Regions from separate parts of the Mus musculus genome. Here region 2 is linked to region 1. A link is a loop called in an ENCODE intact Hi-C map of the cell type or tissue named here. Cell type or tissue: left cerebral cortex. All regions are shown on one strand. Each heading gives the region's core, and the rest is flanking DNA. Links, peaks and the distances in the headings are about the cores only.

Evidence for each region. Peaks named below come from ENCODE experiments on the same cell type or tissue, not always from the same donor. Only the 100,000 strongest peaks of a DNase experiment are listed, where the experiment ranks them.
Region 2: it touches region 1 in a loop (3-fold over the local background); 2 of 42 quality-filtered maps call a loop at or near these places.

What each region holds. Positions count from the first base shown.
Region 1 is chr4:124,654,705-124,670,016 of GRCm38, reverse strand. Pou3f1 (POU domain, class 3, transcription factor 1) reads right to left here and starts at 12,371. Exons shown (of 1, transcript NM_011141.2): 1 at 9,362-12,371. The coding sequence starts at 12,310. The coding sequence ends at 10,961. It overlaps Gm38545 (predicted gene, 38545), which reads left to right and starts at 1,825. Exons shown (of 4, transcript NR_168615.1): 1 at 1,825-1,974; 2 at 3,914-4,048; 3 at 4,784-5,383; 4 at 5,539-5,723. It overlaps Gm2164 (predicted gene 2164), which reads left to right and starts at 12,530. Exons shown (of 11, transcript NR_168006.1): 1 at 12,530-13,177. In left cerebral cortex, for the core only: a CTCF peak has its summit at 6,814 (motif pointing right); DNase peaks (open chromatin) are centred at 6,797, 9,948, 10,546, 10,696 and 3 more places; H3K4me3 peaks cover 2,251 bases.
Region 2 is chr4:124,320,280-124,335,591 of GRCm38, reverse strand. It overlaps 1700021L23Rik (RIKEN cDNA 1700021L23 gene), which reads left to right and starts at 2,872. Exons shown (of 5, transcript NR_166446.1): 1 at 2,872-3,389; 2 at 7,417-7,480; 3 at 8,839-9,030. In left cerebral cortex, for the core only: no CTCF peak of the experiment used is centred there; a DNase peak (open chromatin) is centred at 9,086.

The DNA of each region.
Region 1 (15,312 bases), core at 3,254-11,253:
GTCTCCTGGACACATCTTGTTTCATCCAGGAGGCCAGGCTCAGTGTTATTTTCAAACATAAAAAGGGATAAAGTTGGCATGGTGGCTCACACTTTTTTTTTTTTTTTTTTTAAATTTATTTATTTATTATATGTAAGTACACTGTAGCTGTCTTCAGACACTCCAGAAGAGGGAGTCAGATCCCATTACAGATGGTTGTGAGCCACCATGTGGTTGCTGGGATTTGAACTCTGGACCTTTGGAAGAGCAGTCGGGTGCTCTTACCCACTGAGCCATCTCACCAGCCCGGTGGCTCACACTTTTATCCCAGCATTTGTGAGGCTGAAACAGGAGAATCTTGGGTTGAAGGCTGGTCTGGGTCACGTAGCAAGAACCCGCCTTGAAGTGAACCAAACAAAAACAACAACAAAAAGCCAGAAGACTTTGAGGGGGTTGTATAAGTATTGTACTCAATGAATAAACTGGAAAGGCAATGAGTGAGGACGCAGGGCATGTACACGCACACACATGTACACATACACCCTGCACACATGCACTTCAACACATATGCCCACGCACGATGCATAGATGGAATTAATATACATGGAACGTCAAGAGAGCCAGTCTGGTTCTGAAACAGGTTTCTCTTTCTTTCCCCTCTCACTACAATTCTAAGGTAAATGTAGCAATGGGTGTTGTCTCTAGAGAATCTTCCATGATGTCCCTAAGGTGTTGAGATGCAGGGCTTCAGAGGGGAGCAAGCCAGTACAAATGACTTGAGCGTGTGCTTAGGAGGCAGCCTGCCACCCGACTTTGTCTCATACCTGTACAAACATTATCGGAAAGGGAAAGTTTTTGGCTGTTGTTTGGTTGGTTGGTTTTGAGTCTTTCTTTATTGGCAGGCTCTTCTTCTTTTTGTCCAGTAGGTCCACCTGTTCAGCCTCTCTATAGCCCTGAGATCATACACAGGGATGCTAGATAGACTTGGATTAGACAGAATGGGGTGCCAGGGGTCAGCACAAAGGCCACTGGGAGAGGAGGGAGCACTTGCCTAAGATGGACTCTGGATTTTACTAGGGAGGTTTCCAGGAGCTTGCCCATCTCCTTCCCTTCTGTTCTCCCCTAACCTTTTTCTCCTTCCTTCCCATCCCCACCCTTGCCAGGATTTCTCTGTGTTGCCCTGGCTGTCCTGGAACTTGCTCTGTAAACCAGGCTGGCCTTGAACTCAGAGTTCTGCCTGCCTCTGCCTCCAAGTGTAAGGGCTGGAATTAAAGTCACAGACCACTATGGTCTGGCTCTGTTCTTTTCTTTGACCCTTGATCCCCCCCCCCCCCCAACACACACACACATCTAGTCCCATCAGATACTCAGGGAGACAGTATGGGACCAGTCCTTAGCAATGAAGCAAATGTGGGAGCCTGGTGGGGCTGGGCTGGAGGGTTGGTGCTACTTCATGGGCTGGGGTTAGGGATGGCAGAGGCTGAGGCTATGGTTAGAGCTGAGATTTGAAGTTGACATCAAGTTGAATATGCAGGACAGTGGCAGTTGGCAGGGTACACTTTTCAGTCTTGACGGGGTCCTCAGATGCTTATTTTTAGTGTCTAACGCAGATGCTCTCCTCCAATGAAGAGTGTTCGGTGTCTGCTCTCCCTTGGAGGGGCGGGACAGGTCCCCTCCCCCTGCTCCCCACAGCTGAGCAGAGCCATACATCACCAAGGGGCTGGGGCTCCCTAGATGTATTGCCCTAATACGTCGCTATAGCAACCCCACTCTAATCCTGCATTATTCTAATGTGGTCTCCTCCCCACTGTGATGTATAGCTTGGGTCTCAGAGCTGCTGGTCTCAAGCATCCTAGGGATGGGTAGGTTGGAGGTTGCCTTTACTCCCGTGGGTCCCATCTCGCTTCTCATTCTGTGCAGGAGGATCCTTTGTGAGGTTGGCTGTAGAGGTGGGGGTCTGGCCCATCAGCCTACCCTCCTGCTTACCCAGAGAAGGTAAGCAGCAGGTCATGTGTGCCCAGCCCTGGTACACGAGAGTCTGACGCACTGATTCACGCCAGGCCGCCTGGCCTGGGGACCTGGGGCCTTGGGGTTGGGGGCCAGGGCAGGACAATAGCTGCATTCCGCCTGTTAGCCACAGGCCCCCATTGTTTCTGTGGACACTGCCTGCTTGAGGGCTGCAGTTCTGGCCCTCACTCCTCCCGAGCAAGCGTAGGATGCTCCCTGGACCACTCCCCCGTGGACCATAGAGCGGTGATTCATGGGGTGGCTAGGGCATAGCAGGCTCCAGCTGTGCCCAGATTCTGGGGAGCAGGAGGGGGAGGTAACTGAGGATTGTTTGTGTCAGGGGAGGGGGGCTGAGCAGCTCGAGCTGAGTCCTCAGGGCCCTGAACACCAACCACGTCATCTCCTATCTTTCTTCTTGTGTGGGCTGCTCAGAGAAGCCCCATTGTCAAAGAAGCAGGCCCACCCAGGCTAGAGGGCAGGCGACATCCTCAAAACTGCCAAAGACCCCCATATTGCACGGGTAGGAGTTGAGGTGATGGGGTTCGCAGGGGTTTGCTCCCAGTGCGCATGCCGGTACTGACAGGGCTGGAAACAGAACGTCACCCCGCAGGGCCCTGGTGTTTAGAGGTGCCTGGCATTTTCGATAGAAAAAGGCAGTCCAGTGCTGGCCTTGAAAGAGGCTATGCTATTAGGCTGCTTCTTCCCAGTGACCTTTGAAACCCCTTACATTTAGCCCAGAACTTGACATTCCTGGGGTAAGAAATGAGAACTAAGGCCATCTAGACTTTTGCCACAGGCTGTATCAACTATAGCTTCTTTGGGGAGAGGAGGGGAGTGTGGAAAGTTCCAGCACTTGGACTCACACAACTTCGTAGATATGACAACAGGTTTCATCATTACCTTCTACACCGTTTTCTCAAACACCCTATATGGCTGAGGGGCAGGAAGGGAATGAGACAAAGCTAGAAGAGCGTGGAGGTTAGAGGCCATCAGCCTTCTTGACATTCGTTAAGCAAGAAGATCGGATGAATGGATGGCAGATGATGGGTGGGTAGCTGAATAGGTAGGTAGGTGAATGGCTGCATGCAAAGGTGGGTGGCTCGGTGAATGGAGGAGTAGCTGGCTGGAGAACGGACTGATGGATAAGTGAATGGAGGAATGGTTACTTCCTAGTTTGAGGTCCAAGGTGACAAATGATCCATTTGGTGACCCCAAATGTCTGAGGCTGGTTAACCTCTGCTTAACCTCTGGCTAGGGTTGCAGTAAAACTACTCACGGAGACCTGAAGGAAGCTTCAGTCAGACTTTTAATCTCATAGTTTGGGACTCCATCGGGTTTAGAGGCCGTGAGCCCTGCACTGAATCTTTTGTGCTAGGGTCAAAAGTGTGCCACGGCCTGCTAGAGGAGCGTCCTGAACAGGGTGGGAAAGGCGGAAAGGTTCAGGATTCAGGAAGGGTGAGTGGATATGGTCTGAGGGTTCAGGGACTTGTCTCAGGGATCAGGCCCAGATCCAGGGACTCCTGAGCAAACCTCTATCCACTCGTCCTGGCTCAGTTTAATGCCTCTGTCTGGGTGCTGTTTCTGCGAGCCCAGCACAAAGCCTTGCCACACAGGGCTTAGTATTATAGCCTCAGAAGACATGGTTGGGGGAGCAGGTTTGCCACAAATTGGAACTAGGCACTAGGCTTAAGAACTGCGCCTGTCATTGATTTTCTGGGTCCCTCTGAGAAAGGCCTTTACCATCCTTGGGCCTCAGTGTCCTCACCTGTGGAATGGGGATGGGGATTTTAGACCTAATTATCCTAGAGTGGTTTTATGAATGAAATCATTTTAGAAAGGCAGGAGTGTTAGGGGAAGCACTTGACATTTTTTTTCTGCAATAGCTCAGCATTAATACACACTGTACATATAAAATTATTTTTTACAGCTAACATTTAATGGTACTCATGATGCGGGAGGCTCTGAGTGTTCATGTTATATATCCTCTCAACTGTCAAGTCCTCACTGCAGTTCTGTGGGGCTGATGCTGTTCTTATCCTGGCTTACAGAAGAGGAAACCGAGGTATGGAGAACTTAAGGAACTTTCTGTAAGACTCACGGCTAGTGGATAGGACCATGAGGCTGAATGCCTGGGCAGATGTTAGGTCTCCATCCTTGGCTACAATGTGTTTGCTCAGTGATGTGGAGGCTTGGAGAGGGCCAAATAGGGGGACTTCCTGATCTTCCTAACTTGGCAAGTTATCCAACTTTCTTTAGCCTCCTGGGATTTATTTGATTCTGGGTAGTGGAGAGGGGGCCGTAGATTTTACCCAGTTAGCTGGCTCTAACAACCTTGATTCCCGATTTCCACGCCTGCGTTCTGGGGCTTTCCTTTTCTTGCTTTGAACAAACACTCAACATTGACTACTATTTTGCCATTGGCCTTAGCATAAAACAAACTGGGGCTCAGGAGTCAGATATAATGGCTTCTATTCCAATTGCTGGCATTTACTAATCTTGCTGCCCTGACTAAGCTAACACTCTCCTGGCTGCAGCTTCCTCTTTTATAAAATGGGGCTATATTGTGTAAGGCACTCAACATAAAGTGTAAGGTGAGTGATGGGTGTATATTATATAAAAGTGTCCTTGGAAAAAGTGGGGTCCCTGGTCAGAGGTAGAGGAACACCACCTTATGGTGTCCTTCCTTGAATGCTAACTTCTGAACCCAGGCCTCAGAATAAAACGATTTTGATTTATTCATCGTTTATGCTAAGTATTCTGAGCATTATCCCACTTAATTCTCAAAACAACTCTACAGTACAGAACGGCCATTAGCGTCACACCGGGAAACTGAGGCATGGAAACGTGAGTGAGTTGTCGGTTCAGGTCCCATAACTGTGCTCTGCCTCCCCAGTCACGGCAAGTTTCTTGGAGCTTTGATGAGGATAGACGGCAGGTGATCCACGGATGCCGAAGGGAGCTTTGCCACAGGCTGGGATGCTTGGGTAGGTCCTCCCAGCTTGGGTAGGTCCTCCCAGCTTGGGTAGGTCCTCCCAGCTTCTGCATAGAGGGAGTACTCCGTCCTCCCCAGCTCGGCTTCTGCAAAAACCCAAGCAGGGTGACTCCAGGCCAAGGGAGCAGGGACTGTGCTGTGCGAGGTCCAGGTCTACCTCGGCTCAGGCTCCCGCTCAAAGCTGAATAACCGGGAGTCCTTCAAGAAGGATTTCTGAGAAGCCATCAGGAGTGAGTCATTGACTTAGGGAGGCGATGAATCAACCGGGAGTTCATAAAACGGCAAATGAATCGGGTGTGAGAGAGCAACGGAGCCACCGCTATTCCCCAGAACCCTCCAGGGACAGAGAGCCGAGAGAAAAGAAATAAAAATAACACGGGGCCTTATGCCTGCTACAAACCCGAGGCAAGCCCTCTTTCCATGTGGGAAGATAGGGTGGGAGAGAGGGACAGGACCCACTGGTGGGTGACGTGGGGCAGAGGAGGCTCCCAGGGCGCTCTGGGATCCCTGGGTCCGGGCTGTGGGTGTAATTAGCCAACGCTCTTTTCCCTTCTTTTCAGGAGTCCTTACAAGAAAGAACACTGATTTTGACGAACACCCAAAATAATGTGAGATCAGGCTCATGCGTTATGCATGAGGTCTGATTTAACATGAACATTATTTCTTGTGTACGAGACCATATGCCTCCGTGCTGTCTCTGCAGCCTAATAAAACCCAGACCCACCCTGGTCAGGCTCAGCAGGGAGCTGTGTCCACTGCTGTGTGGATGGAGATGGGGTGGGCAGGGGAAGGGTTGTAAGCACAGTGCTCCGGGGCCCTGGGTCATTTGAGGAGAGTCCATTAAGATTCTCTGAAGAGAAGTGGGAAGCAGGGGGTGGGTTATCTACTCTTGGAGTATACAGTGGGTATTACTTCATGAAATGCTAGAGTGTGTGTGTGTGTGTGTGTGTGAGAGAGAGAGAGAGAGAGAGAGAGAGAGAGAGAGAGAGAGAGATCAGGAGCCCATGACTAGGTGAATCTGGGTTCATCACAGGGGCGCATGGGGACCTGTGCATAACGAGGTTTTACTGTTCTAGCATGACGGTGGAGGCTGGAGCTAATTGCTGTGTGTGTTTGTATATATACACGCATATGTATGTGTGGGGGTGTGTGTTTAAAAAATAAGATCACACATACATACAAACACACAGCCTAACTTTAATTATCGGAAAGGAGCAGAGAGAGAGAGAGAGAGAGATCTGGGAGGAGCTGGGGCAATGATGGTCGGACAGGGATGGATTTAGAAAGTGGTTTGCGGGGTGAATGCTTAGAAACCTGGAAAGGAGAGGGTCTGGCTAAATGTGACAGCAGATGGTAATGTGTTTAGTTACACAGTACGGGGGTCAGGTGCCTGGACTCCCAAGAGTTCAGTACCAACCAGAAAGCTGGGTCTGGGTGGCCAAACAGTGGTGTAGGTGAGGCTCTGTGTCTGTGTCTGTGTGTGTGTGTGTGTGTGTGTGTGTGTGTGTGTGTGTGTGTAAGCTGTTGAGCTGGTGAGAGGAGAGGTGGGGATGTGTGTGGGCAGGAGAGATGAAAGAGGCAGCATGTGGTAGTGGGTTTCTGAGCATGGCTGTGTGAGTGGGCAGGGTGGAAGAGGGAAAGGGATGGGACCACAAACCAGCACATTTGTGTGTGAAACAGGATTGCCTCCTTTGGGGCCTGAAACTCACCTCTGCTCTGGCTAGCAAAGCCTACCATCAGCCATCACCTTGAAGTTGACTTGGGAGAAGGGCATGCGCAACAATTAGGTCATTTTGATGACTGGGTGTCATGTCCCAGCTCAGGGACCAATAGAGGGCAGTCCTCCCACATGGAGTCTTGAGTGGCACTAGGGAAGCCCTCGAGACTTGAGAAACACTAACCGCTGGGTGAGGAACTGAAGTGTCTCTAAGCTGCCTCTAACCTGAAACTCTGGGAAGATCCTCTTGGCTAAACTTCTGGGGGTAGCTGGGCTAGATTACCCCTCCCACTTCACCCTCTGCCTAAGTGATTCTCCTTTCTGGGGCTCAAGTCCTACTGTGAAAAGTTCAGGAAGGAAGAAGATTGGCCCTGGGTGGCTCACATTGCCTTGCTTTTTCTCTTACGCAGACCTAGAACCTGTCTAGGAACTTCCAAGTAGCTCCGAGCTGGGAGCTATGATTAGGAGTCGGGTAGACCTGTGGACACTGAGTTGAATTCTAGGGACAAAAGGGTGACGGCTTGGACTTCATACCGCGCAGCGCAGAAGCCTGTATAACCTGCGGCAGGAGATGAGGGAGAAGGGCTTGGTGCTCAAGACAGGGTGCCTTCTGGGTTTGCCTTAACGACCACAATGGCTACCTTCCTTCCTTCCTTTTCCAGCGCTAAGAGGCCCTTACTCCTGTAAATACTCTAGATCAGATTCCCAGTAATAAGATGGATTCCCCCGTACCATGTGGCTCTGGGACCAGTCATGGATTCCCACACACACAGCAGAAGACACAAATATCAGCAGGTATGTTTTCTCACGCAACCAGTCAAGTTCTACTGACCTGCTCTGTGATTACAGGAAATAACTTTGAGTGTCAAGGGTGAGAGATGGCCTCAGAAGTTCCAAGTTTGCAATGGAAGGATGCACTTCTCAGACCGAAGTCTGAGGAACTCTGGCACAGGCAGGTAGACCTACATCCAAGAAACCCAGAAGCCCACAACTGATGTGCCTTTCTTCAACTATTCTGTGGAAGGGTTAGGACTTTGGGTTCCTAGGTTGCCTGAAGCAGGGTAGAGATCCCAGGCTGGTATCTCATTAAGCCAAACCCTTGCAGTGCAGGATCCTCTCCCTCCCCCTCTTTCTTTTTGTTCTATCCCTCAGCTGCTGCTGGCTCTTGGGGGGCTGCATTGTTTTGCTATTTTTGAGTTGACTTGCTTCAATAATAAGCCCACCCTCTTGTACAAGATTAAGCAGACAATTAGGAAATCAATCAATCAATTGGTGTCAACTGGAGAGAAGAGGCCTGTGAAAGGCCTTTCCAGTTTCCCAGTTTCAAAACCTGCAGAGGCTCTGGGCTGGCAGGGCAGGGACTGGAAAGCCAAGTTTCATTTGCTTCCATATTGGGACGGCCCCATTCCCCAAGTCAGGGACAAATCTAGGGGTGGGAGAACTAGGGGGTAGGAAGGAATATGGGACGGCATCAAAGTTTTGTATGTTATACTGATGTGCCAGCCCAGCTAAAGACCACAGGTTTGGGGGTCCTGGAATACCTGACTCTGGGCATCACCCAGTCCACTAGCTAGAGCCAAGGGCTTCCCAAGACCTGGACGTGAGCGCCTTCCCAGGCACGCAGGTTCGCCTGGGCTACAACTTTCTCCCCAGCCGAACCCACAGTGCCTTCAACTTTGCTCCACAGAGTAAGAACTTTGTATTTTTCCTGAGAAGGGAAAAGAACTGTGCTATGGAAGAAACAGGAAGGGATGTTTTAAAGGGAAAAAAAAAATTATGTTGACTGGATGCTACCTTGGGTTTTGAGCTGAACTTGAGACCTGTCCCCAGTATGGAGACTTTCTGAGTGATGTGGCCACTGAAGCATTGAGAACATCTCAGAATGTTGGTTTTCCCCCTTTCAACAGCAAACTCATCTCTCCCTCCCTGCTGTTCTTAGTTGTCTACCCAGGAGCTATGACAAGCTTTTCCTGCAGCATAGTCTATGCCTCCACCACTAAGAGTGTATGGGACTGGTAGTTTGCAAAGCAGAGCTAGCTTTGCCCAAGGCAAATAGGCAAGACTCCCTCCCAAGCGGACTTAGTTCTGCCGGACTACTGAATGGACCTCAGACCGAACTTGTCAGAAGTCCAATGTATCTAGGTGGGCTTGGGTACCATTTGTTTGGATGGAGCCAATTGGGGGTAGGAAGCCCCTGACTAGGTTTCCAGTTGCCCTATAACTCTGAAACTTGGCTTGGACCCCGTTCATGGGACACAAGGTGAAATCAAAGTTAGGGGTTGGGGTGTCAGGCACGGGAGGCAAGGCTGGTAATCCAGGAAGAGGCGATCTGCTGCTTTGGCTGAGAAGAGTGTCAGCTTGTATCCAGATTCATGGCTGACCCCAGGTTCCATGTTATCAAGGGTTTTTACTATCCTAGGCCCTGGTCTGGTCTTTGAAGGCAATGGGAACAGGATGTGATTCTTGCTAGACTGTTGTACCTGGGCCAGGTGCCCAACTGCTGACCAAGCAAGCAACAGGCAGGCAGTCCTGTTACTGACCGAGAAGGAGGCTGGTGTTTCCCTTCCTTTCAGAGCCCAGAACTTCAGGAGAGGAACAGGCTGGGGACTCTCACCGCTTCCTGCAAATCAAGCCCAGCCCTAGCAGTAAAGAGAACAGGACACAGCCCTGGGGTACATGTTTATGTGAGTAATAAAATATTTACTATAACATAAATATAAAGGGAACTTCCCAGTCTACATTATTATTATTTTTTGCAATAAAGATACAAAGAGAATGGACCAAAACATTGTTCTGAAAATAATAAAAAATAAAAACAAAATTTAAGCTGAAACCTTAACAAACAGATGAAGAAATGGTGAAGGGGGAAGCTCCAAACACATCCAGAAAATAAATAGAGATGGGTCAGAAATTAGGAAACCATATTAAAATATCTTTTTCGGTTTAGTCGGGCATACAAACCCTTTAGGATGGGGAGGGAGAACAACCCAGAAAACCAAAAAATAAAAACCAAGCACAAAGTGTTTCTTCCCCCCCTGCCAGTGTGTACATATCTCACATATTTACATGGTTCCCACCTCACCCCAAATTTGGAGAATTTCTCCCCAGGGTTCCCCCAGCATCCCGCATCCCGCGGGGGCCGGAAAGAGAGCAGGGGGAAGCGGTAGGGAAACAGGCGCAAGGTTCTTGGGGGGAACGGGTTTATTTCTACAGCTAGTTAAAAAATAGTTCCAACTTTTCCAAGTTTCGTTCGTTAAGGCCAGGAGGGGCAAGGCCCGGCGGGGAAGCAGTGGCCCGCGATGCGTGCTCGGTCTTGCGGGTGGAGATGCCCCTTCCCACCCGGGTGTGCGTGGGAGCGCAGACCCTCTCTGCTAGGCCAGGAACCGAGCCGAGGGCTCGGGTAAAACGAAACGAAAAATGAACACTCAAAAAAAATTTTTTTGTTAGTTTTTTTTTTTTTGTTTTTGTTTTGCGTTCTTGAAGGAGGAGAGGGGAAGAGAAAGGGAAAATAAATTAGGCTAGATTAAAGCTTTGGCTATTTCCTGCTTTTATACACAGATGCGGCTCTCGCGGCCTCCCCTCTGGGGCCCCGATAAATACAGCATACAGCGATTTAAATTAAGGGCGCGGGCGGAGTTAGAAGGACCCCAGGAGCCGAGAGGCTCCACGAATAAATAAAAACCGTAAAAAACCAAGCCCGGAGAAAAGGTGAGGGGGTGGGGCGCGTCCAGGTGCGAGAGAAGAGGCGCGGAAAGAATAAAGTGACAGCCCCCACCCGTGACCTGCAGGCTACAGGGAGTCCGCGCCCGGGAGAGCTGCTGGGGACTCTCCTCTCTTCGTCCATTCTCCCGGGGAATCCCTAACCCCGCACCGCGTTACCTTTCGCTGTGGGGAGGCCGCTGCCGGGATCCGGCCCCGAACAGCCCAGGGGCAGGGGCGGGGGTCGTCGAGGGGATGGGGATAGGGAGCAGGCAGTGGGCACAGGGCGCCCAGAGTGAGTTGGCGCATTCTGGATCTTCCGCTGCTCTCTCCCGGGACTCGGGCGACACAGCCTCTCGGCCGCCTTTCGCCGCTCGCTGGAGAGAGGGGTCGGTCCCGGGTGTTTGGTTTTGTTTAAAAGTTTCTGAGCTTTTTTTTTTTTTTTTTTTTTTCCTTTTTGTAAAATCCAAAGCAAAACCGAATAAACAACAAAAAGAGTCCAGGCCGCGCGCGCTAACTGCGCGCCGGAGGCACCGCTGCGCCGGCGGGGAACCCAGTCCGCAGGGTCACTGCACAGAGCCGGGCAGTGTGTGGTGGTGGTGGTGGTGCAGCGCGGCCGGCGGGGGTGGCGGGGGCGCAGAAGGTGGCGACGCGCTGCCCCCGCCAGGCCCCAGCTCCCCAGGCGCATAAACGTCGTCCATGGGCGGGTGGCCCGCGCCGGCCGCGGGGGTCATGCGCTTCTCCTTCTGCCGCCGGTTGCAGAACCAGACACGCACCACCTCCTTCTCCAGTTGCAGGCTGTCGGCCAGGCCGGTGATCTCGTGCGCAGACGGCTTGGGACACTTGAGAAAGTGGCTCTCGAGCGCGCCTTTGACACCCACCTCGATGGACGTGCGCTTCTTGCGCTTGCGGCCCTGCGCCGCGATCTTGTCCAGGTTGGTGGGGCTGCCGCTGGACGAGTCGGTCTCCTCCAGCCACTTGTTGAGCAGCGGCTTGAGCTTGCACATGTTCTTGAAGCTCAGCTGCAGGGCCTCGAAACGGCAGATGGTGGTCTGCGAGAACACGTTACCGTAGAGGGTGCCCAGCGCCAGTCCCACGTCGGCCTGGGTGAAGCCCAGCTTGATGCGTCGTTGCTTGAACTGCTTGGCGAACTGCTCCAGGTCGTCGGAGCTGGGAGCATCCTCGTCCGAGTGCTCGCCCACCGACGAGCCACCACCGCCCGCGCCCGGGTGCAGGTGCGCCGCCGCCGCGTGCAGGCCGCCCGCGTGTGCATGTCCGTGTGCGTGTCCGTGTGCGCCCAGGTGCGGTGGTGGCGACGGCTCCAGCTGTGCCTCGTGGCCGTCCTCGTGCAGTGCGTGGTGCAGGCCGGGTCCCGCGCCGCCGCCTCCCGCCGCCAGCATCCCGGCCAGGCCGCCGCCGCCGCCACCGGGGTAGGCCGCCTGAGCGTACAGCCCGAGCGGCTGGGGCTGGTGACCCCCGCCGGCCCCGGGCGACGGCGACATGGCGGGGCCCAAGTGGTGCGCTGTGCCGCCTTGTGCCCATGCCGCGCCCGCGTGGGCCGCCCCTTGGTGCACCAGGCGGGCGTGGAAACCGCCGCCACCGCCGCCGTCGTCAGCTCGGCCGGTACCGCCACCGCCTGCCTTGCCGTGTTCCAGGTGCGGGCCGCCCGCCCAGTCGCCGCCGCCGCCTCCTCCCGTGGGTAGCCATTGAGGGTGCGCTAGGCCCACGGGGTGGCCCGCGCCCGCGCCCAGCCACTCGTGGTGCATCAGCTTCTGCACTTCGCGGTACGCGGCCCCCGCGTGCAGCCGCTCGGCCGCCGCTGCCGCCGCCGCGGCGGCATCGGGATGCATGAGCGGCCCTGTGCCCCCAGCTCCGCCGCCGGGGCCCCGCGGCAGATACTGCGCGGTGGTGGCCATGCCGCCCCGCGCCCTGCGCCGCCCCGCCGCCGCCGCCGCCTCGCTCCGTCTGCGGGCCCCGCCGCCGCGCTCCGCCGGCTTAAAGCCCGGACCCGCTGGGCGCTCCGGAGCCCCACCCCGCCCGCCGCCCATTGGCTGCCCGCGGAGCCGCCTCCCGCCTCCCGGCCCCGGCCTCCTCCCCCCGTGCCCGCCCGCCGCCGGGGCCTGCAACCCGGAGCTCGCTATTGGGTCTCGCTCCCGGGGTCCCGCGCGCCGGCAGTGCTGATTGGCCGCTGGGGCTTCATTCATGACCCCCACCACCACCGCCCGCGTACACATTCACGCCCCGGGGGCGCGGCCGCCACGTGGGGAGTGGCGCGGGGGTGGCACTGGGACCGCACCCCCTCCGGTCCCGGCTGCGTGGGCCCCGCTCTCACCGCAGCGCGGGAGACTCGGAGCCCGGTCGGTCCCCACGTTCCACACAAGCTCAATTTCCGCCTGCATCCCACTGGGGCGGGCGGGGGATTGCGGGCTCCGGGAGGCGCTCGGGTTCCGAGCAGAGACTCAGCCCCGCACTCTTCCCTGCGCTGCGCCTCTGCCTGCGGGCCAGGATCCCGCGAGTCTGGGCTGCAGCGAGAGCGAAGCTGCGTGGCTTCCCGGCTCGGTACCGCGCGGCTGCTAACCTCCGGGGCCTCGCCTCCTGCGGCTGCCAGGTCGCATCGCGTTCTCCCAAGGTCTTGGTTTTCCCTCTACTCCCTCTAGACTCAGCGCCACAACTAGCTGGACCTCTGCAGTCCTGAAAGTGCAGCAGGCACGGACAGATTCGGATCGGCTTGGGCTTCACGCCTCTCGCCGGCTCGCCTTCCTTTCCCTGGGCACCGAGGCCAGGTGAGTACCGCGTGGGCAGTGCTGAGCCAGGACAGTGAGCCGCTGAGCCTGTACGCGGAGATGCAAGCTCCAGGAACCAGTTGGGCTCCAGGGTTCTGGAATGAGAGAACCTCGGGGTGGAGACTGGTTCCAGAGAAAGCGCCACCAGTGGGTGGGGAATGGACACTGGGCCCTGTCCTGCGCTGCTGTAGCCTTTTCGTGTTGTTTTCCTCCCAGCTGGAACCGGTGGTCTGTCGGCAGCGCTGGTTGTGCTGGGGTTATGCCGCCCGGAAACTTGCAGAATAGGATTTGTGGACTGACTTAGGGAAGGACAGTTGGGCACCTCGGAAATCCAATGTGCAGGCTGGCAGCTGGCAGCTGGCAGCTGTCTAGCCTCCCGTGGAGTCAACTCGGACTTGTCTGATAGGGAATTGAGTTCGAGGTGTCCTTGTTGGAGAAGTGGACAGTGGGATGCGGCCAACTTCTTCATCCCTGTCCTTGTTTTGTGTCTCTCCTAAGGATCCTGAGTGGAGGGGGCCTCAGTTGGAGCTGGTGTGTGCTTCCTCAGTCTGCATGCCTCCGTACTTCTGCCTATTCCTCTGCTGGGCTTCTGTACACTGCTAGACCTTCTTCTGCTTCAAAGTGATTCAAAGATTTCTGGGTGCCGAGCTGGGGACCTAGCTAGGACCTCACTGGACAGGAATCTACTCAGGACTGTAGAATGAAGCCTATGTATTTGAAGACGAGAGAGAGAGAGAGAGAGAGAGAGAGAGAGAGAGAGAGAGAGAGAGAGAGACAGAGACAGACAAGGGCTCTAAAGGCAGCTGCTGTGGAGATCATCTAAGAGTGGCTGCGACAGAGTTGACAGTGACAAGAGTTACCCTGTCCTCTGAGCCCTGAATGTCCCAAGTTAAGCACCTGCTAATGGAAGAAGAGGCCAGGGTTGTCTGACTATTTGCCATAGTCCTGAACAGGCATTTTCTACCTGCTGGAGTTATGATGGGTTCCTGTATCTGAACCCAGGTAGGGATGCTGGGTTTTCCTGGATCTTGGCCCAGGAAGCAGTCACCCTGAGGCAGCCCAAGTTCTCTTGGTCCATGAACCTGGCTAAGCTTTCTCCCAGCCCTAAGTGTAGGACCAAGGCTTGAATTCTTACAGCGGAAGTCTCTCAGTCTCTCATGCCAGTCCTAACCAGGCCTGTATTACTCTGAAGATTGGGCTCAAACTGGAACTTCCTCTTGTTTTTCAGTTAAAGTACTCTAAATTTGGTTTTCCTTTTTGTAAATTGGGACTGACCATGGCTTACATTGTATCCCTGTCTCCCTAAGGTGAACAGGGAATGGTATGAGATAGAGGGAGTGCCCCCCTCCCCACACAAAGGGCTTTTATTTGCGCTTTTCTGTTGTTGCAGTTTGCTAGGTGGGCAACTAACTTTCCTCAGTGGGCTGTGCGGTTTGGACCAATTTACTTTTTTTCCTCTTCCAAGTTTGACAGTCTGAGAGTCTATACATCTACCCTGATCCTGCTGGAAGATGGGAAATGTCTGGACAGCAGCAGACAGGTTACGCTGTACAGATTTGAGGTTACCACTCAAAGAACAGTGAGGCATGGTGCTGTTCTGTCCATCATTTGGCTTGTGCCTTAACTCCTGGAGGAGCTAATGACATCATCCTCATAGGATGCAGCAGGGCTAGTCTTACTCATGCCGGTCTGCTCCCCCCCACCCCCATTGCTGTAGTTTGCAAGAAGTGGCAGTTTTGGCCTTCAGGGTAAAGATGGCCTACAGTCTTATCTCTGGCCATGCTTGTGAGCAGGTCAGGACTGCCTGGAAGCTGTGTTCCCTGGTCCGTGCTGAGCGGAGGAGAGTTACCCTCAGGAAAGCAGTACCTAAGCTCTTAGGTTGTTACTCAGCATCTTGGTCCCCAGCCTAAGGCCCCTATAGGCAAGCAGACTGTGTGAATCACTTGCTTCTCGGAGCTGAGGTTTCTCCATCTTACAGAGGAGACAGTGATGCCTGGATCTTAGGATTGCTCTGAGGATGTGATGAAGAATGTCATTTAAGTGTCCTTCCTGTACATAGTAGATGCTGCCCCAGGGATCAGCAGCAGCATGAACTAGGAAAGGTAAAATTCTTAACTTTGCATTGGAAATTTTAG
Region 2 (15,312 bases), core at 4,829-12,828, 340 kb after region 1:
TGTTCTATATTTTTAGGCCAAGAGAGCTCAGGTTGATATGCTCAAAGTCCTGGAAGAAAAAAAAAACGACCACCATTGATGGATACTATGCCCAGCAAAGCAATCTGTCAGATACAGGAGAGCTGTGGACTTTACCAGGTAAACATAAGCTAGTAGAGCCCATCATGCCAAGCCTGCCTCATAAGAAATGCAAACGGGAATTTTTCAGGCTGAACTAAAAGGAGCCAATTTCTAGTGTGAAAACATAGGAAAGTATAATGCTCACTGGCAAATGTAAGAGTGCACCCAAGCCCAGAAAAACACTAATGCTTACATTACATATACCTTTAGCATAATGGATAAAAGACAAAACCTTAAAATAGTAATATCTGCGATAAGTTGGTAAGGGATACAGAATATGAAACGGTATAAACAGGGACTTCAAAAACAGAATAGGTTGAAGACCGAAACGACAGATTCTTGTGCAAACAGAAACCTGTAGGAAGGTACACAAGAGATGGAAAAGAGATCCAAGCACGCCAGCTCAGAAAAGAATTTAAAGGTGGATGAGAGAAAGGAAAGAACAAATATCTACGAAACAATCAGAAAGCAACAAAATAACAGTGGGTTCCTTCTAACCGATATTACTTTAAACATAAATGGGTTAAATCCTCCAATCAAAACGTGCATAGAAACTGAATAGATTTTTAAAAAGCAAAGGCTCACTATTTGTTGCTGTGTTAGTCAGCTTTCCATTGCTATGAAAGATGGGTAATTAGGAGGATAGGTCTGTGTTTCTCATGGTTTGGTGGGAGGGGTTAGTTCATAACCACTTGTCTCCATTGCCTTTGCATCTGTGGTGAAGCATAACCCCATGACAGGGGAGTTGGAGCTGAAACCTTTTTACCTCATACTGACTCAGAAGCAAAAAGCAAGAAAGAACCAGAGCCTTACTATCTCCTCCAAGGACATTTTCCAATGGCTTAACTTACTCAGCTTTGGGAGACATTCCATATCCAAACTGTGGTCTACCAGACAATCAATTCGCTTTTAAGGACATACATAGATTGAAAGTGAAGAGAAGAGAGCAGGTATGGCTGTTTCTTTCTTAATTAAATTTCTTAGGCAGTTGTACAGATGTTCACAATGCATGCTGTCAGCTCTCATGCCCACCTCCCAACCATCCCTGTGCATCCTACCTCCTCCCCACAAATCTCTCTTACACATTTTGTTTTTGTGACTCACTGAGAGGAACCAGGGTCATGTGTGTGTCCATGGGTTGAGCGCTATCCACTGGAGCCTGGTGGGATCACATGGAGCAATGGGCATACAGCTAAAGATGGTGGGGGTGTGAGACTGTCAATGTTTTGCCAATGTTGGTAAAAGAAATTGAGGATTTCGTGTGAAGTTAAACACATACATTCTCTATGATCTGGCAATTCTACTGTGCATTTAACCATATGTTCACAATTGTGTCTTCATTTAAACACATGCCTCATTTGTGGGAGAATATTCAGAGTGGCTTTATTCATAATAGCCCCAAATTGGAAGCAACCCAGTGGTCCACAGATAGGGGAGTGGATAAACAGACTGTAATATGTTAATAAAACTGACTACTGTTTGGAGTAGAAGAAACTACTGTCCTGTCTGGCAATGTGGATAAGTATAGAAATGCCATGTGGGTAAAGGAGCTTGTTAAAAATATAGCATGGGCTCCATGACCATGCTTGTAAACTATTCTAGAACAGGCTAAGCCATGACCATAGAAACCAGAATGGTGGACCCTTCCAGGGACAGACTATTGTTACTTAGTGTTCTTCAGAGAAAGAAAACCAATGGCAAGGAATATGAGAGCTACAGTGCTACATTGTCTCAAACATAGCAAACACACAGCTGGGCTGCAGTCTCACAAAGTCCAGTACCAGCTGAGCCAGGAGACCTGCTAGCTGCCAATGAAAGAGGTTATGAGTGAGAGAGGCCAAGGATGTAGACTCGGTGTGAAGCTGACCGCCAGAAAGCTTTCCAGTGAACCACCCATGAAGCTAATCTTGTTCAAAGGCTGATGAACCTGGAGTCTATCCACCACGATGACAGCAACAGCAATGTCTAGAAGGGGATCATGGGCCTGGAAGCTAGTTTTGCTCATCTTTCTTTTTTATTATTAGAATTATTTAAAAAATTTAAAATTATATGTGCCTGCCCGTGTCTGTCTGTCTGAGAGAGAGAGAGAGAGAGAGAGAGAGGGAGAGAGAGAGAGAGAGAGAGAGAGAGAGAGAGAGAGAGAGAGAGAGCAGAAACACTCAGGTATCCATGGAATCCAGAAGAGGATGTTGGATCCCCCAGAACTGGAGTTATAGGCAGTTGTGAGCTGACTGACCTGGGTACTGGGAACTAAACTCTTAACTCCTCTGTAAGAGCAGTAAGTGCTCCTAATTGCTGAGTCATCTCATCTTTGCTGAGTCATCTCTCCAGACCCTTCTACTTTTTGTTGTTTCATCCAAGCCCTCAGCCTATTGCCTGCCATTCAGGTTCAGGGCAGATCACTTCCTCCACAGTTCCCTGACTCACACGCTGATCTCTGCAAACACCGTTACAGACACTCCCAGAAGTATGCTTTATCAATATAATAAATAGGCATCTTTCAATCCAGTCACATTGATAACTGAAGTTAACCACCACACACAGGACAAAGGAGCTCCCTGCAGAGTCAGGAATATTAATGCTAGGATGGAGGTCAACTGGTCCTGTGTGTTCAAACCCCACAAGGTGCTCTCATCAGGAATCTTAACACAACAACACAACAGACATTTACTCCTAGCGACTGGAAGTCCCAAACACCGGTAGGTGGGATGGGACCTGGAATCACCATGGAAACACCTCTGGGCATGTGTATGAAGGCATTTCAGGAAAGGTTTGATGATAAGAGAAAGGTCACTTAAATGTGGGCACCACCATCACAAATCCCACGGACTGCGGTCCCGTGCTGAGTAAAAGACAGGAAGTCGACTGAGGACCAGCATCCCCCACGCTCTGCTTCCTGCCTGGGGATGCAGTGCGGCTCCACTCATCTGTAGTTCCGCCTCCCACCTTGCTCCCCTTGATTCACGGTCCCCTTAAACTTCGAACCAAAGCGAACCCTTTCCTTAGGTTGCTGTTGGACAGGAACCTGGCTACAGAGGGATGACTCTTCTGGAGCATCCCCTCAGGGTAGGAGTCAGGGAGGATGCGCCGCCGGCTAAGGCTTCAGTTCTTGGTGGCCTTGGCTTGCGGATGCTGCCCCATGCTCTCTGATCGATACCCCATGTTCGCATGCCCGGTCCTCTTTCCAGGGACACCACATTGGCTGAGGACCTACACCTGTGAGCTGATCTTAACTTGATCAGCCCTGCCCAGAAGGACCCTGTTTAAAGGTAAATTCACATTCATAGGAAGTAGGACTTATCTTTTTTGGGGGTGGGGGTGGGGGAGGGGTGGGACAACTAAACCATAACACACAGGCATTTATCTATCAAAACCAAACTTATGAGAGGGGAATCTGTGACCTTGGCTTGGTGATGAGTTTTTAGATATAACACCCAAAAAACATGATCCGTGAAATAAAAAACTGATAAGTTGGATTTTATTAAAATTAATAACTTCTGCTCTGTAAGAGGGACTGCTGCGGGGAAAATATTTTTTTAAAAAAATATTTATCTAATAAAAGGCTAGTATCTAAAATAACAAGTCTTTACGTTTTTTCACATTTACATTTTTCATGAATTCTTTTTTATTTCTCCAGAGGACAACTTGCTGGAGATTGTCCTCTCCTTCCACTGTGGGTCCCACCCAGGGATTGAACTCTGGTCATTGGGTTTGGCGGTTGACGCCTTCACCTGCTGAGCTACCTCACTGGACTCGTGATTTAACACAGATGTCTCCTCTATGAAGGCAATCCCAACAAAGCATACGGAAAGATGTGAATTGGAGCCATCCTCTGTCACTAGAGGACTGAAGTCAGAACACAGCCATGACTGTAGGAATATGCATACTTAGCAGAATGGACGGGTTAAACAATCAAATAAATACAAGGGCAATTTCCTGTGCTGGAGAGGATCCAGGCAACAGGAACCCAGAGACTGACCATAGATGCCCTTTGGAGGACTCACAGAGCTCACTGTGGCCTTGCCAACAGTTCTTGGCTGTTCCCCACAATAAAATCTTCCCACAAACACCCAGGGCAGCATTATTTACAGCCAGCAAAACTGGAAAAGCCGAGTGTCATTCAGCCGATTAATTCATGCACACACGGTGGTTCAGTCCTGTAATGGAATATTATTTAGTGGTGAAAAGGCTTGAGGTACCAAGGCATTTTTAAAAAAATGAATCTTTGAAAAAAAAACACTTATTTAAAAATCTTTAATCCAAAAGAGGTTTTACATTTGTATATTTACCTGTACAACTACAAATATGCGGCATCCATATGAGTTCATGTGTGTGGGCACCTGTGTGGAAGTCAAAGGACACACTGTAGAAGTCCCTTCTCTCCTTCCACCATATGGTTGCTGGGACTTACGTCATCAAACTTGGTAGCAAGCACTGTTACTATGTAAGCCTTCTTGCCAGCTCTACCTTAAAATCGTGCTTGTTGGTTTATTTCTTTAGTGTATTTGTGTGGTTGTGTACACGGTGTTTTGTGTGCGGTCAGAGGACAGTTTGTGATAGCTGATTTTCTCCTACCCTGTGGGTCTCAGGAACTGAACTCAGGTTGTCAAGCGTGGTGGCACTTGAAACTACCTCATCTGTTCCTGATGCCCCAGCCTGTTTTTGAAACAAGGTCTCTGTATGTAGCCAGGTTTAGCCCCAAACTCACTTGGCCACTTGAGCCGCCAGAGTGCTGGGATTATGGGCATGCGCCATCGTGCCTGGCTGGATGAGTTTTGGCTGTGTGTTGCTAATGATAGAAACTATGAAAAGATGGAGACTCCATGACACTCTGGAAAGAACAAAGCTATAGCAAGGGACAAGAGGTCGCAGCTGTCTGGGGGAAGGGTTGGCTGGGTGAAGCAGTGGGAGAAGGGCATAAATGTTCCAAGTGATGTTGAGGTAGAGACAATGCTATGAGTTTATCAAAAGTCACAGAACTTTTCAGCACAGAGTGTGCTTAATGTACTCAAATTAAAAAAATAAAATAATAATCTGGGGAGATGGAGATGGGATGTCACAGAGCAATCTAAATATATTACAAGTGCATGGAAGAGCCCCATGGAAACGAGAGGTAGAGAAAGAGCCTGTTCTCAATAATTTTAGAAATGAGGAGATGGGAAGGGTAAAAAAGCTGTAAATAAGTGTGGTACTGCAGCGAGTGAAGCTGGTTCCCATGGGGTCTGGGCCAGTGAGCTCACAGGCTGAGCACATGGACTGAGGCAGCTGGATAAGTGGATGATGGTGAGAAGAATGAGAGAAGGTAGAAGAGGTTGCAAGTGAACCGGGGGAGGGCCCGAAAATCCTGCGGAAACACAGAAACACGCCAGAGCTGAAGTCAGTGTGAACCCATGTGCAGCCCAACGTCGGACGACTAATGTATAAAAATAAGTACAGCTATGATATAATCGTAGATTAGCATGGACACACATGCACACTGCTGTCTCTGTCACTGGGAGGGCCTACGGGCTGGGACACATCCATAGCAATGATGACACTCTGTGCCAGGCTGCAGGGTCTAAGACCACTTTCCATAAGAAGATCAGGGATCCTAGGAGATATGGGTGATTTTAAGACCTGGACAGGAAATATATGGGGGAATGGGGATTCAGTGATTAAAAGTACTGGTGATGCAAGCATGAAGACCTGAGTTTAGATACCTAACATCCACATATAAAGTCAAGTATAGCCCGTAACCCTGCAGTGTTGGGAGGGGCAGGGGATACCAGGGGATACCAGAGGATTCCTGGGGACTTGCTGGCCACCACAGCTGATCAAAGCAGCAAGCTCCAAATTCAGTGAGAGACCCTGTCTGAGGAAATAAGGTAGAGAGTGGCAGAACAGGACAGCAAACATGGGTCCATGGATCCCACCACACGAAGGCACACATGTGCTCTCGTCAGCCGTGGGAACCCAGGCAGGTGGATTTCCCTTCTCAAGGTGGAGATTCTCAGCTGCAGGTTGGACGTAATGGATCCCAAGTGCCTATGGTGGTGGCTGTGAGGATTAGCTGTCTGCAAAGCTCTGCTAACAGGTCTCCGGACACAGTGCTCAGTGAGTGAGAGCATTGTTCTTTTTAAAGCTGCAGTGTTAATCTGCTCAGGCGTCTATAATGAAATGCTCACTGCATGCTGGGCGGCTTAAGTAGTAAGAATTAATTTTCTCACAGTTCTGAACACTTGAAAGTCAAGGTCCAGCCGAGTGGGGCGTGCACAGCGGTGGCTGGATCTCTGGCTTGGAGATGAATGCTTTACCCTCTCGAGGCCTTCTCTTGCTCGCTTACGGGGGTGGGGTTGGGGTTGGATAAATCGTCTTCTTGTAAGGCCACCGATCCTTTAGACTTAAGGCCTCATCCTTTGACCTCATATGACCTTAATTATGTCCTAAAGTTCTATTTCCAAATATAGTCACATCAAGGATTATGGCTTCAGAGCATGAATTGGGGTGGGGCAATTCATGGCGAAATTCAGTCCATTCTATCTTTATCACTCGCGAACTACGTTGAGAAAAAAAATCTCCCAAGTTCCCCGGGGCTTTTTTTTCTTTTCATTTTTAAAAATTGAGGTATTATTTTTATCCAATAAAACGCACACATTTTAAAATACTGCTAAGTGAGCTTTTTAAAGAAATAATCCTTTTTATTTTAGAATAGTTTCAGATTTACAGAAAAATTAAAAAGATGGTCTAGAGATTTCCCATAGACCCAATAGCCAGTTTCCCCATTATTAAAACCCTAAGTTAGCAGGATGCCCTCAATGAGCGATTAGTAGTGTGCCAGCACATAGTTGTTTACCTAGTGTCCCTTTTCTGTATTCCACTAGGACACTGTGCTCCATTTGGTCATCATGTGTGCTTTAGGCTCCTTTTGTCTGGGCCACTTCCTTAGGCTTCTTTGTTTTGGGGTGATCTTGACTGTTCCAAGAACTGGTTAACATGGTTGACTGTCTACTTCACAGGCTCTTGAATCACTGAAACCTCTGGGCATGCATGTGAGAGATCTTCTAGATTAGGTTCATTGAAGCTAAAATGAACTCTAAAAGTAGGCGGCGCCATTCCCTAGGCTGGGGTCCTGGGCTGAATTAAAAAGAGAAATGTCAATACCAGCATTCCTTTCTGCTTCCTAACTAAGGATACAACGTGACAGGCCACCTCACCCTCCTGCCACCGTGCTTCCCTCCACTATAGATGGAATCCCTTACCACTCTAAGCTGATATAACCCCCCTTTCCCCCCTGAAGTATTTTCTCCTCTTTTTCAGGACTTCTAACATCTTGCTCATCTCTACACTGTGCACAAGGATTTCAGAGCAGAAGAAAACAGGGGTAAGGTACCATTTCACCCCATCAGTTCAACAGCACCCAGGCAACATGGCTTCCACTGTTGACTTTGTCTCCTGAGTAAGGGAGTGTTTGTCAGTTTGTCTTTAACTAACATTCCTCTCCACCCATCCACCCACTTTCCCTTCTATATAGTTTCTCTTTGAATGAAGTTACTGGACATAATCCATACAAAGGGCTGGGATGCTATGGCCCATATCACTGAGATAGAAAGCGCTACATGAATTATTTAGGATTCTTCTGTGTGTAAAATATATGTCTTTGCTATTTTCCCCCATATTTATTTATATCAGTGTGGGCTAACACTTTATTTTGGGGATGCTATGATTGAATATTTTTATAACTTTGGTTTCCATGTCCTCTTGACAAGTACCCATTCTTTCCCCCCTTCTCCTTCCTCTCTTCCCTTCTCACCCACACACATGCATGCTTGTGCTGAGGGAGAGGGGGTGGTGGGTGGAGAAGGAGAGGGAGGGGGAGATGGAGAGGGAGAGGGAGGGGGAGAGGGAGAGGAAGAGGGAGGGGGAGGGGGAGAGGGAGAGGGAGGGGGATATGGAGAGGGAGAAGAATCCAGAACAAGGTACAACACCCTAGGACATACCCCTAGTGTGTCCTTCATCTAGCTAAGCCCTACCTTCTAAAGCTTCTAGAACCTTCAAAATAGTGCCACTAATTAGTGACCAAGAATCCAATCCATGAGCTGTGGGGGACATTTTATCTTCAATCTGTAACATATAGGATGATAGCACAAGGCCTAAATGGCCAGTGAAGGAGCCTAGGGAAGAAGCAAAAGAGATTCTGCACCTAGCCCAGAGCATCCAGGCATTGAGGGCTTTACTTTGTTGCTATAGTGTTAGATCGTCAATGCTCTCTAAAGGCCTGTGTGTGGAAGGGTCCAGAAACACCCCAGAACAGTTTCCTGAGGAGATATTTAGTATTGAAGACTAAAGGTTTTTTTTTTTAATTAAAAAAGAAGAAAGGTGGTTATGGCTTGTTTTTTATGTGCACTTTTATTTATTTAGTGTGTGTGTGTGAGCATGGGTACACATGTGTGCCACAGCATCTTGGTGCAGGTTCAAGTGCAACTTGTAGGAGCTTGCTGTCTCCAGTCTACCTCCTGGGCCCCTGGGATTCAGCTCAAGCTGTCAGTCTTGGTGGAAGGTGCCCTCTCCGCTGAGCCATCTCACTGACCTAATTAATCAATCAATCAATCATTTATTTATTTAGACAAATTTGATGTTGTTCAAATAACTTAGATTAATTAGATTAATTTCTTTTCTTTTCTTTTCTATTCTTTCTTTCTCTCTTTTTTTCCATCTTGTTATTTTGTGTGCACGTCACAGTATGCACATGGAGAGCAGAGGACAACTCAAGAGAGCTGGTTCTTTTTGTCCCTACTATCTGAGTCCCGGGGACTTGAACTCAGGTCATCAGACTTGGCAGCAGATGCTTGTATGCACTGAGCCACCTCGCTGGTCCGTGTGACAAAGATTTTTATACCCGAAACCATACAGTAGGGAGGGATACACGATGACGTAAGTGTATTTTCCTTCCCCAAAATAGATGGATCAGATGGGAGATGGAGAGTAGGAGGGGATGTGTCTGGAGCTTAGATGCTGGTCCCTGAGAAGAGGCTGAGCCCTCCTGGTGTTTGGGTTAAATCTTTGGTTGGGTGGGTGTGCAGCTGCGATCACAGGAGCCTGAAGAAAAAGTCAGATGCTCTTCGAGAAGGGGAGGGGTGGACTTCTGTCCTACTTTACTTTCTATTGCTGTGAAAAAGAGCGTGACCAAAAAAAAAAAAAAAAAAAAAAAAAAAGCAGCCTGAGGAGGAAAATGTTTGTTTAGTTTATACATCGGGACCACAGTCCATCAAGGAAGGAAGTCAAGGCAGGAACTCAAGCAGGGAAGGAAGATGGAGAGAGGAACTGAAGCAGAGGCCGTGGAGGAATGCTGCTTCCTGGCTTGCTCGCTCCCTCAGCTTATGCTTGTACACCATTCGGAACACCAGCCAAAGGGTGGCCCTGCCCACAGTGGGCTGGGCCCTCCCTCACCAACCATCACTCAAGAAAATGTCCTCTCTTACGGGGGGGGGGGCCTTTACTCAATCGACGTTCCTTCTTTTCAGGTAACCCTTGCTTGTGTCGAGTTGATAAAAACTTGCCAGCCCAAGTCTCAAAGGAGAGGAGGACACCAACCTGGCTTCCCCAGATATAAATGGCTGTGAGCTAGGCTCTGGGGGACCTCTGATCCCACCTGGCTTTGGGAGGTGAGGTGGCGGCTGTGGCTGACTGAAGGACACAGCCAGCCGGGCTCCAGGTCTGTGTGCTAGCTGCCTGGCCTTCCCAGCATGGTGAGAGGAAGGCAGGCAACAAGATCTGAAGGAAGCAGAGGTGAGACAGTGAGCAGGCACTGTGCTGCCTGCCATTCTCATTCGCAGGCAGTAGTGTGGGGGAGGTGCTAGGGTTGAAAGTTGTTACTATAGAGCCCTGGGGAGGCTAGAGCATGGTGGCAGAGGCAGGAGAATTTCACATTTGACAGAAGACTGGGCTGTATGGTGAGATCTAGGTCAGCCTAGGTTACATGGCAAGATCCCGTCTCCAGCATCTGAGCCTGAGGTGTTAGCTCAGTTGGTAAAGAGTCTGCAAAACAAGCGTGAGGCCCCGAGTTGGCACTTCAGAACCCACACAAAAGCTGAGCGTGGTGAAGGGCCATTGTAGTCCCAGCTGGGAAGGGAGAGATGAACAGACCCTGGAGGACTGCAGCCTTGGTGAACTCCAGGCCAGTGAGAGACCCTGTCTCAAAAACACAGCGAGGCACAGAATAACAGAGCATAGCAGAACCTGAGGTTAGCAATGCTGAAGAAAAGCCTCCGAAGGGAAACAGTGGCCTCTACATGCATGTGCTTGAACACACGAGCAAGCATGCATGTGCTTATGTGCACAAGTGTGCACACACAGAGAAACACACACACACACAGAACAGGGGAAGAAAGAGAAAGTCCTTCCCTTCACAATGGGAAGGCAATGGCCTCTTCCTCTGCCTAGATTCATATCACCATCTCCTCAGCCAAGGTCACCTGAGGAAGGGAAAGGAGAAGGAAGAGGGTCACATCCACTCTAAGTCGGGAAGTGCAGGGTTTACCTTGAAATATCCAGATTAGGCTTTTGGCCTCACAGAGAGAAATGTGAATCCCAGAAAAGTAGCCCATTGTAATAATACAAATAAGAATAGCAATAAACACAGATGGTGCCAACTCCGGACGTTCCTGTGCACCAGCTCATTTCTGGTCACAGATGTATGACGTGGGCACATTTCAGCACACTTGGATCCCACGACTGTCATTTGTGGAGGTTCAATCCTTGTTAGTGCTTTTATATGTATCCGTTCATCCCATGTGGAGAAGTGAGTTTTAACTTTAGAGAGTTCCTGGTCCTTATGATTGGTCAGTGACATGTCTGGGCTTGAATCCAGGACTTCAGTCATTTGAGTTCTTTTCACTGCGTTGCCTGTGTCCAATAAATATATTTTTAAATAGCCCAGGTGGTAGAGGACTCGCCAAGCAGGCACTAAGCTCTGGGTTCCAGCCCCAGCACTGTACAAACAGGCCCGGGACACATCTGTAATCCCTGCCCTTGGGAGGTGAAGGCTGGAGCTCACGGTTATCCTCAGCTACACGGTGAGCTCGAGGTCCTGTGTCAACAATAAATAATAAGTGATAAATGATATATAACAGATAAAAGTATTAAACTTGCTATCCTAGTTTAGAGAAAAGAAGCCTGCTTAGGCTGAGACCAGGGTGTTTAAACATTCCAGAAGAAAGGGTGAGAGACAACGGAGTGTGAAGGCAAGTCAGATGAAGCTGAATTAAAACCTGGAACCTGTAATGTCATCATCTCCTAGAGAAGAGAATAGATGGTGTTGTTTGTTTTGAGACAGACTCCTGCTCTGCAGCTGGTCCGAACTTGCTATGTAGATTGGGCTGGCCTCAAATTCACAGAGCTCCTCCTCCATCTGCCTCTGAAGAAAGTATTCTGAAGAAAAGACCGTGACCACAACGACAATGGGTGCAACTAGCCCTGAGACCTCGATTTCTAAGCATCCGGTCCTGCTACAGGGAGTGTAGGGTTCTCAACAGAAAAACATCTAACTAGGTGGGAGGGGCAAGGGGAGAACATGATGAGCCTGGAAGCTTCTAGGGTCAAAGGACAAGGGGGTGCATCAATGGAGTGCTGAAGGGCGTACTGATGGGGAAAGTTCAGGATGGAAGTACCACAGGGCCATACAAAGCCACCAGTGGTCAAGGGCCACTGTCACCTCGGCTCAGGCAATCAGAAGGGTGAGAAAGCCACAAGAGGAAGCAAGGGAAGGGTTTGAGTTTGCCCGGGTTGGAGTCTGCTGGTGGTGAAGCTGGGGAGGCAGGGCACCCTGTGAGAGGAGGGGCAGGACTTCATCAGTGTTCTCTGGTTTGACTTGACATAAAGTGGAAGCAAGAATCAAAATCAGAGGCTTTGGGGATAGATTAGGAGATAGGGGACTCATTGCTTAGCTGCCTCCTCCTCTTCCTCCTCCTCCTCCTCCTCCTCTTCCTCCTCCTCCTCTTCTTCCTCCTCTTTCTCCTCCTCTTCCTCCTCTTCTTCCTCCTCTTTCTCCTCCTCTTCCTCCTCTTCATTTTTAGACAGAGTTTCTATATGTAGCCCTGGATGTCCTGAAACTTGCTCTGTAGACCAGGCTGGCCTTGAACTCATATCTGCCTGACTCTGCTTCTTGAGATTCTGGGATTAACGACACGCACCACCACTGCCTGGCTTGCTTAGCTTCTGGTTGTGGTTGCTCGAGATTGTTTTCTGAACTGCAAAAAATGGGGCTGGGGGCTGGTGGCTCCAGACTGTGGGCTGCAGGTCTAGTTTTGTATGTAATCTAGCCGGCACTCATTTGTATATTCAATTTCTCAGTACATCAAAGGGGACACCAGAGGCAAGCTTTATTTGGAATAATTTAAACATTTCAATGAGTAAAAACAGTAGAGGCTTATAACTCATTCAGATAAAAATTGATTTGTGAGGTTTATTTTAATACAAAATAAAGGAAGCAAGAGCAGGGGAGTTTTTTTCTGTATTCTTCCCTTCAGAATGAGACCAGCTAAATCATACAGAACGCATGGCAGAATAAGAGATTGAGAATGGGGTTGGAGATGGAGCTCATTGGCTCAGAGCACTTGCTGATCTTGCTTAGGACCTGGGTTCAACTCCTAGCACCCATAGCAGGCAACTCACAACCATCTGTAACCCCAACTCCAGGGACTCTGACTCCTGTTCCTCACCTCTTCTCATCTGTACGCTTGTCCACATACCCCATACTGATACCAACACATATGATTTAAAATAATTTTAAAATAGACTATTTGACAGCAATTGACTTAGACAAATATTGTCAACGGATCTAAAAATGGTGGAGATAAAACTTCACTAGGCTCCAGATCAAAGTCTGTCACACAGAACACTCAGGAAAAGCACAGATAAGCCACTTGCAGTAGAGAAGCCAGGAGGGTGCCACATTTATCAGGCATCAAGGTGAATGGCGCCAGAGATGGAGCAAGATAACAACGGGCCGTCAATGGCCAGCACCCTCAGAAGAACATGGTACAAGTTCTGCTGCGTTCACTCCAGAGATGGGTCTCCTGACCCTTATCCCGAGAAAGCACTAGACGCTCTACAAAACACAGATGCTCTACAAAATGCTTGCTCTGAGCCCTTCAAAAACTGCTAGCACGGTGCAAAACGAAGAGTGACTGGGGATAGTTCTGGACGAAAGGAAATCGAGTCTATGGTAAGTACCAGAAACGCATAAGCCCAGCTGGAGGCTGCATGGGAAAGGTTTGAGTCTAAGGTTTTACTTGGGATGCTTGAGGAAATTAGAATACATAATAATTAGAATAATGCAGTTAGCATCGTATTCTGGATAGTTTGAGGTCAATGTGACGCAAGCTATAGCCATCTGAGAGGACGGAACCTCAGGTAAGAAAATGCCTCCATAAGTCAATCTGTAGGCAAACAGGTAGGGCATTTTCTTAGTGATTGATGGGGGAGGACCCAGACCATTGTGGGAGGGGCCTATCCCTGGATTCTTTAAGAAAGCAAGCTGAGCAATCCATGGGGAACAAGCCAGTGAACACCATCCCTCCATGGCCTCTGCATCTGTTCCTGCCTCCAGGTTTCTGCCCTGTTTGAGTTCCTGTCCTGACCCCTTTTGATGATGAACAGTGATGTGGAAGTGTAAGCCAGATAACCCCCAGGCCCCCACCCCCACCCCAGCTTGCTTTAGTCACAGCAATAGAAACCCTAACTAATACGTAGTGTCTATGGTACATTCCCTGGCTTTTAGAGGACAGGAACATAAGTGGTGAGGGGCCATGATGTCTGTAGCTCACCCTTAAATAATTCAGTCAAAATGACAGCGAGACTACACTTCTAGAGAGGAGCTGACACCAGCATGGTAAGATGCGGGCTGGTTTAACACTAACTGTCAGCCCGACAGGATCTAGAATCACTTAGAAAAGTCTCTGAATTTTCCTAGGAGACATTACTTATGTAGATTAGGTGAATTGAGGTAGGAAGCCCTGTCTCAGCTGTGGGCAGCATCGTTCTGCTGGCTGAGGTCCTGGGCTGAATAACAAGAAGTTGAGCTGAAGCCAAATCTCCTCTCTGCTTCCTGAGTGCAGATACAATGTAGCCAGCTGCGTCTAGGACTCCCCAACACCGTGACCTGTGAGCTAAAACAAACCAGGTATCTTGTCACACCAAGGAGAAAGTGGCTAACGGCTAATCCAGCTGCTATCCAAGTAGATCCGGATAGAGTATATTCATGTGTTTTGTAATTTTCTTGGACATTTCAAAATAAAGTGTTTAAAGTATGCAAAAAATGGAGGCCCGGGGTCACTGTGTTGAGTATTTTTGGTAGGTAGGTCACATAACAACTCAAGAAGTGGCCACTGGATTTGGGGACATTGGTGGTCACTAGTGGCCTTGACCAGCAGACTTAGAGAGATGGGATAGAATTTTAGTTGGCAGAGATTGGAAAAAAATAATGTTAATACATGCAGTAGAGATGGAAACTTACTTTTAAAAAGCTAGTGTATTTAGGGTAGAATTGAATGAAATTAAAAGTTGGCTCTGATTCTAATCTTTTGTTCTAATTATTAACTAGTATCTGTGACTGTTTAAGCCCAGCTAGCTTGGATTTATTCCAAGAAACACACATTAATTTTTTCATTGATCCCAGACGTTTAGCTCCCTCCATTGACTCTGTTGTCAAAAGCTTAAGAGTGAATCCCCTGCTGAATGAGACATCCTTGTGGGGGAGTCTAGGGAAGCCTTCTGGGCTCAGGTCACCAACAGGACGCTGCTGAGAGCCATCCATAGACATCCTTCCCTCCGGTGGGGGCCCTTCTTTCCTCATCCGCATGGCGAGAAACTGCTGCAGCTCTTGTGGTCACTGGAAGCATCTAGAACAGTGGTTCTCAACTTTCCTAACACTGCCATCCGTCAACACAGTTCCTCAGGTTGTGGTGGCCCCCAACCATAAAATTATTTCGTTGCTACTTCATAACTGTAACTGTGCTACTGTTATGAATCATAATGTCAATATCTGTGTTTTCTGATTTTCTTAGGTGACCCCCGTGAAAGGGTCTGTCTTGGGGTCGTGGCCCACAGTTTGGGATCTGCTGATCTAGACTGAGGTTTCCATTCTCCACAATGGGTTCCCTCCAGCCCTAAAAATGGCTGTAATCAGTTCTTCACCCTCAGCAATTCCCTATCTGT